Regions from separate parts of the Homo sapiens genome. Here region 2 is linked to region 1. The links are chromatin contacts, found by POLR2A ChIA-PET in ENCODE. All regions are on one chromosome and are shown on one strand. Each heading gives the region's core, a stretch centred on a gene start or an enhancer-like site at or near the end of the contact. The rest is flanking DNA. Distances are from core to core; before and after follow the strand shown. Region 1 has its middle 81 kb from the start of LINC00609. Region 2 overlaps SLC25A21 (solute carrier family 25 member 21).

Evidence for each region. ChIA-PET counts read pairs that join two places held with the same protein, here RNA polymerase II (POLR2A).
Region 2: POLR2A ChIA-PET joins it to region 1 with 10 read pairs in Panc1. The contact joins two enhancer-like sites. POLR2A ChIA-PET finds 5 or more read pairs at or near these places in 2 of 52 experiments (PC-3 and Panc1).

What each region holds. Positions count from the first base shown.
Region 1 is chr14:35,987,103-35,991,010 of GRCh38, reverse strand. No RefSeq gene overlaps it. Among named protein-coding and RNA genes, the nearest start is that of LINC00609, 81 kb to the left of the region's middle. Within about 2 kb of position 1,912, at least 2 of the 41 ENCODE cell types and tissues checked have a DNase peak (open chromatin) inside an H3K27ac peak, as active enhancers do; they include PC-3, where a contact is called at or near this core.
Region 2 is chr14:37,115,465-37,119,372 of GRCh38, reverse strand. All of the region lies in intron 1 of SLC25A21 (solute carrier family 25 member 21), which reads left to right. Among named protein-coding and RNA genes, the nearest start is that of SLC25A21-AS1, 55 kb to the left of the region's middle. Within about 2 kb of position 1,757, at least 5 of the 41 ENCODE cell types and tissues checked have a DNase peak (open chromatin) inside an H3K27ac peak, as active enhancers do; they include PC-3, where a contact is called at or near this core.

The DNA.
Region 1 (3,908 bases), core at 663-3,162:
ACACACAGCCCTGCCCCACATCTACTCACCATTTTCCCTCACTGATTCACACAGGGTCTCCTCAAACTAGTGCAGGAAATGGCCCCTTCTCTCTCAGAACAAGACCTCGTCTCCCACTTCACAGAGAAGATATGAGTTCCCTCAAGCCTAGTCATACTCATGCACACACACTCACACAGGCATGCACACACACACACATCACACACTGACCACCTCCACACACATCTTTATCGCTTTCCCCCATCTCAGAGGAAACATCCTCTCCCCTCAGGCCATGCTTTTTTTTTTTTTTTTTTGAGATGGAACCTCACTCCGTCACCCAGGCTAGAGTGCAGTGGCACAATCTCAGCCCACTGCCTCCGGCTTCAAGCGATTCTCCTGCCTCCCAGCCTCCAGAGTACCTGAGACTACAGGCGTGCACCACCATGCACTGGTAATTTTTGTATTTTTAGTAGAGACGGGGTTTCACCATGTTGCCCAGGCTGGTCTTGAACTCCTGGCCTCAAGTGATCTGCCCGCCTCAGCCTCCCAAAGTGCTGGGATTACAGGTGTGAGCCACCACGCCTGGCCTAGACCATGCTTTTGTTCTTCCCCTCCTTCAGGATCCCATCAAACCCTCCCTTAACATTGATCTTTTCCATTCTACTGGTTCCTTTCCCACTGCCCACCAATATATTCAGGTTCCTGACCCCCAGGCTACTTTCAGCCACCAGTTGATTTCCTTCCCTTTACTGCCAAGCTTCCTGGGAAAAAAACCCTACATGAGCACTTTGTCCTTAACCCTGCCCTTACACCAGCCCTCCATCCTTAATCTCTGTTCAAACCACTCAAGTTGAATCCTGCTTCCTGTCAGAGCCCTGAAGGTACACATTCTAAATCTCACTTTTCTCATCCTTAAAACCAGGATAACAATACAGCATTACTTAGGATGAGGGCTAAGCCATTGTAACAAACAGACCCCACATTAGAGTGGCTTACCACAGAGGCTTATGCTATTCTTGCTGTAACACTCCTCAAATGAGAGGAACAGTCATCAGGGAAGCCATGCTCCATGTGATCACTCAGAGAACCAGGATTTTTCTACGCTGTTGGTTCATAAAATTTTAATGTGCGTGTGAATCATCCAGCTCTTGTTAAAAATGCAGGTTCTGATTTGATGTCTGGGATAGGGCTTGAGAGGCCGCATTTTTTTTGAGATGGAGTGTTGCTCTGTCACCCAGGCTGGAGTGCAGTGGTGCTATCTCAGCTCACTGCAACCTCCACCTCCCGGGTTCAAGTGATTCTCCCGCCTCAGCCTCCCGAGTAGCTGGGACTACAGGCATGCACCACCACGCCTGGCTAATTTTTGTATATTTTGGTACAGACAGGGTTTTGCTATGTCAGCCAGGCTTGTCTTGAACTCCTGACCTTAAGCAATCCACCCACCTCAGCCTCCCAAAGTGCTCAGTTTACAGGCATGAGCCACCACGCCTGGCAAGAGTCTGCATTTCTAACAAGCTCCCAGGTGATGCCTGGCTGCCCGGATATGAAGCATACTCTGAGTAGGAGGAGCCTAGGGTGTTGCCCTTTCCTGCTTGATCAAAGCAGAGTCATAGGCACCTCTATATTCCAGCTCTCCAGAAGGGAAAGACGGCATGTGGACGAGTGCATGCTCAGTGTCCTAAGGCCCAGACTTGGGAGACCCCATCTGCTCACATGCCGCTGGCAAGCATGAGTCATATGGCCACACCTAGAGGCAAACAAGAGTGGGGACCTAGACATTATTTTTATCTATCGTGGAATTTTCTGGGAGGCACTGAGAACAAAGAGCAGATGTATTTGAGTGTGGAACACTCGCCAAAACTAAGACAATTATTGGAACACTGTCAGCCATTCCAGCTGCTGTGGAGTGAAATGGCGTAGAATGGTGATGGCTGGAGCTGACAGTGGTTGGGCAGCGGGGTAGAAGAGTGAAGGTGTGGCTTGAAGCACCGCACTATGACCCTAGGAAGGCAAGTACATCTCTAATAGAAATGACAGCCTGGGACACCACGCATTCAGAAGTAGATACAGGAGTCATTTGCCCTTGCTGGTCTATTTTTGGCTCTCGTGGAGGTCCAAATGTTTCTGTATAATTCTGGATATTGTTCAAGGTGCAGGAACCCTGCAAGACTTGGTCCTATGCTGCCCGAGCTGAAGGCAACCAGAGTATCGCTATGGCATTTCCCTAAATGCTAGCTGTACGAAAGCGCATGTTCTGCAGCAAGACTTTCTAAGTTTAAATCCCAGTTCTGCCACTTCCCGTGTGACCTTAGGCAACTTACTTCATCTCTCTGTGCCTCAGTTTTGTCATCTGTAAAATAAGGATATCTACATTACTCGTGTCATAAGATAATTTGAAGATTGAGAGTAGTGATGTATTTTAGAAGCTTATACAATACCTGATACACAGTAAGTCTTAAATATCATGCTATGTTTTATCTCAACTTTATTTTCTTAAACTGCTTTAACCACACAATGGGTTCTCTTTGTTTGCTGCCTAGACAAAGCTGATTTATCAAGACAGGAGAACTGCAATACAAAAGAGTTTAGGCCGGACACGGTGGCTCACACCTGTAATCCCAGCACTTAGGGAGGCTGAGGTGAGTGGATCACTTGAGGTCAGAAGTTAGAGACCAGCCTGGCCAACATGGTGAAACCCCATCTCTACTAAAAATACAAAAATAAGCTGGGTGTGGTGGCTGGCAGGCGCCTGTAATCCCAGCTACTTGGGAGGCTGAGGCAGGAGAATCGCTTGAACCTGGCAGACAGAACAAGACTCCAGCCTGGGCGACAGAGTGAGACTCTGTCTCAAAACAAACAGACAAAAAAAAAAAAAAAAATAGAGAAAGATTTAATTCACGCAGAGTCGGCTGTAAGGGAGAATGGAGTTTTATTATTACACAAATCAGTTTCCCCCAAAACTCAGAGATTGGGATTTTTAAGGATAATTTGGTGGGTAGGGGGGTTGGAAAGTGGGGAGTGCTGATTGGTCAGGTCAGAGATGAAATTATAGGGAGCCAAAGCTGTCCTCTTGTGCTGAGTCAGTTCCTGAGTGGGGGCCATAAGACCACATGAGCCAGTTTATCGATCTGAGTGGTGCCAGCTGACCCACTGAGTACAAGGTCTGCAAAATATCTCAAGCCCTAATCTTAGGTTTTACAATAGTGATGTTATTCCCAGGAGCAATTTGGGGAGGTTCAGAATCTTGCAGCCTCCAGCTGCATGACTCCTAAACCATAATTTCAAATTTTGTGGCTAATTTGTTAATCCTGCAAAGGCTGTCTAGTCCCTAGGCAGGAAGAGGATTTGTTTGGGGAAAGGGATGTTATTGTCAGCTGTAACTTTGTTTCAAAGGTAAACTATAAACTAAGTTCCTCCAAAAGTTATTTCACCTACACCCAGGAAAGAACAAGCGCAGCCTGAAGGTCAGAAGCAAGATGGAGTCATTTAAGTCGGATCTCTTTCACTGTAATAATGTTCTGAGTTATAATTTTTGCAAAGGTGAATTCACTTCTGACTTCCTCAGACCTGTCCAAAATTCATTTCTCACCATTCTAGCTCCTTTTTTCCTCAGTCGCCCAAAGTTGAAGAACGAGACAGCTCAAGTTCTGTGATGATCCTGGCAACCTCACATACCCAAGTATAATGAGTGTGGAAGAAATCCACCTCAAATTACACTGGAGCACAGCACACGAGAACAACTTCTCATGAATTGCTCTTATGGGCAACCCTAAAAGAGTAGAAAGAAAGCAGCACCATCAGCCCTGGAAACTCCTTAGGGCCCAGATGCATTCCTAATAGTTCATGATGAAGTTAAATCATCTCACTGCTCCCCTCCCCTACACTTGCCCTCGTTGAAGACGTTTTGTGCTGTTGGGTTAAAATTC
Region 2 (3,908 bases), core at 508-3,007, 1.1 Mb before region 1:
TTCACCATGTTGGCCAGGCTGGTCTCGAATGCCTGACCTCAAGTGATCCACCTGCCTCAGCTTCCCAAAGTGCTGGGATTACAGGCATGAGCCACTGTGCCTGGCCTAGTTATTTCTTGATTCTATGCTAAGCAAGGGGTGGATTTATGAGTTTTCTGTGAAAGGGGCAGGCAGTTCCTGGAACTGAGGCTTCTTCTCCTTTTTCGACCATCTAGGGTAACTTCTGGATGTTGCCATGGCATTTGTAAACTGTCATGGCGCCAGTGGGAGTGTCCTTTAGCAAGCCAATGCATTATAATTAGTGTATAATGAGCAGTGAGGATTACTGGAGGTCACTTCCATCACCATCTTGGTTTTGGTTGGATTTGGCCAGCTTCTTAACTGCATGCTGTTTTATCGGCAGGATCTTTGTGACTTGTATCTTGTGCTAAGCTTGTATCTCATCCTGTGACTTAGAATGCCTAACCTCCTGGGAATGCAGCCCAGTAGGTGTCAGACTTATTTTACCCAGCCTGTGTTCAAGATGGAGTCACTCTGGTTCAAATGCCTCTGAAAAAACCTTTAAATTAAAAAAAAATTATTGTAATGGTGGATTTTCAGGAATCAATTACTAGGTAAGGAAACCATGGGAGTCAAGGAATAAGTATAAAAACCCTAAAGAAAAGATAGTCCAGGGAATTACTCTGCTTAAATTTAAGGTTGGTTTTATGTACTTCCTTAGTAGTTGTCTCAATCCTTAAATATCTTTTAAAATAAGAAAAATAAGTTGGACTATTATCAATAATAGTGTAACCACTCAATGGGTTCTTCTTACCCACTGCCCAGATAAAGCCAATTTATCAAGGCAGGGGAACTGCAATAGAGAAAGAGCTTTACATATTCAGAACCAGTTAAACAGGAGAGCGGAGTTTTATTATTACTCAAATCAGCCTCCCTAAAAATTTGGAGGCTAGAGTTTTTCAAAAATAGTTGGGAGGAGGCAGGTGGCTGGGGAATGGGAGCTGCTGATTGTTTGGGGGTACAATCACAGAGCTGTGGAAAATGGTCTTCCTGTTTGCTGAGTCTGCTTCTAGGTGGGGCCACAGGACTTGTTGGTGGATCTGGGTGGAGCCATCAGTTGTCAGAAATGCAAAAACCTGAAAAGACATCTCAAAAGTCCATTCTTAGGTTCTAACAATAGTGGTGTTATCTGCAGGAGTGGTTGGAGAAGCTGCAAATATTGTGACCTCTGGAATAATGGCTGGTAATCCATTACATCTGTACGTTAGTATAATTCGGGTTCCTACCATCCTCCTAACTTGGTGGCCTTTCATTAGTTTTGCAAAGGTGGTTTAGTTTCTGGGGAGGGCTATTATCATTTAAACTATAAATTAAGCTTTTTGGGAGGAGGGGAATCCATACAAAAAAGAATCATTTTGTAGTCTTAAAATATTTGTTAATTTAATAAAGTTTTTAAACTATCTTTAGTGATTGGACTTCCTACCAAAATGACAAAAAAAAAAAACAAACAAAAAAAAACTATGTTTGGTGAATTTTATGTATCCAGTAACTACTTTTTGCTTTGTGATCCTGTATTTTTATCCTCAGATTGCTTATGTATTTCTGCATTTAGGAAGGAGATGGCAGTATTGAGCCTTGGCAGTGACTTAACCCCACTATTTGAAGGAGCTTAAAAGTTCTTCATAGAGAGGTATCAGTTTCATCTCTTGGGATTTTATTTTCTACACTTCCCCCCTCTCCCTCTTTGTATTCCCATGTGGAGAGTGAAAAACGTACTCTAGTATATGTTATATTAGATCTGTCATACCAGGATACTATTAAATTACTTATTCTCATTTCTACACATCTAAGAATGCCGACTTAAGGGATGTATAGAAAAAACTCTCTTCTAAAATAAAGAGAGCCAGCTCTAAAATGCAAAAGTATGTTTACGATGTGCCTGTTTTCCTAAGGCTTTGACAGGAAGAATTAACTTTACATTTCCAACATACAAAACACTTTACTGAGCCACATCTTATGGTAAATAAACTGTGCTCTGGGAATAAATTTTTCACCATTTCTTTTTTAGGGCAATAAGCTACTGCTAAGAAAATGACTTTTTCTAGTGCTGATGCCCTGAAAAAAAGTTTAGATGATGAGAGGAATTATTTACTTAGACTCCATTCACAGCCACTGTTTTGCCTGCATTCCAAATTTCAAAAGGATGATTCATGTACCTTTTAGCTCTATGTTGAAAAATAAAATGAGTCACAGTGCCCTTTGTCAATATCAAGAGTAATTAAAGAGTACATTTTTCAGCTATAAACTATAAGAAAAACAGAATGCTACCACGTAAAGTTGTAGTAAGTTGTTTTTAAAAGTATAAGCCAAGATTAGCAAACTGAGCCGCCATGTCAAAGGATCTGAATTGGTAGTTGGAATGGCACCCAATACTACAAGTTATGTTTTGAAAAGCTGTCCTGCCATGCTTAAAATAAGAAAAAGAAATATTTTAACTCATAAGATTATGTGGCTTTCTTTGAAATCTGGGCAATTAAATCACATACAAAAAGATGTGTAGTTGTTTAGTTTGATTATCATTGACAGTGGGATTTTCTTTGGTACCTTAACTTTTATATGTTCAAAATTGTTGTTGAAATGTTATGTGACAAATAATTTGTGGATTTAACTAAGCCAGCAAGCATATTTGGTTTCTATTATAAGTGAAGGACCCAACAACAACATCTTCATTTCATATTGTTCCGATAAATTTAATGACATTATTTTTTTTTGAACCAAAAGGAAATTTTTTCTCAGCTGGATTCTTTCACTGTAGGTTTTAATCACAAACTTTGAAAATGAGAACATAGCTATTATTTTTTATTAAAAGGATATGTTCTGGTTAGTTTGGAAAGGTCTGCCTAGTAAGGGCTTTCAATAACATGTCCAAGGACTTCAAATGTAATGCTGAAGTTAGAGAAAGTCAAATATGCCTTGTAGTACCATTGTATCTTAAGTGTTGTAAGATGCACACAAAGTGAATGTATATGCATTGTAAGGTAGTAAATTGTAAATTCCAACTGAGAAGAGGCCAGTGAAAGATTATCTACCCGGAGTGGGACATAGGTCTGTATATGTGGTACCAAGCTCATCTTGAGAGAGGGTATTGTACATGTGCTGTGTGTTATGAAAATTGAAGTTTACAGTGTCTTACATATAACATGTATTCGCTTAGTGCTTGCTGAGTGATTTAAATTTTATGACTATTCTTGCTTAGTAAGTTTTAGTTGTTTTTTTTTAAAGCCAATACTTCAAAACTCTTTGAGTTTTCTTATCCTTTCTGTTAAAGCAGGATTGTTCCCTGGGACAAGTTCAGTTTTACATAGATAAATATAATGTGAATTTCTTTAAAATGTATTTTTATTTAATGTATTATTTGTATTTTCATTCTTAATGTAGTTTTTAAGTAGAAGAAACGTTTAATCTTTAAATACTTTAGCCAAAGTGCTGAATATTACAGTTATGGGATCTGAAACATTCATTGGTTTTTAGCTCAATTAAAATATTTTACACTTGCTATATATGAAATCTTATACTAGTTTGAAATGAAGCAATTCATTGAAGTTGATGTTTTGGTCATGCTTTAGTTGTCTCACCAGTATTTTAGCCTTGTGAATATGTTTCAGGCTGCTCCTCTCTTTAAGGAACATTTCCTTAATTCTTTTCTCAGCAGCTTGAATAGGCACATATCAAAGTCAAATACATCTCCTAGCCCTAGATGGATTTCTAGGAGGAACCACCACTGTTAGCAATATTGAATTGTTAGTGTTTTTGCATAAAGTAAATAAACCCTGAGGAGAGCCCTTGAGTTCTTTGGAGTTATGCTGGAATGAGATTAAAAAATTAGAGTTTTCTCTTTTTTCCTCTCA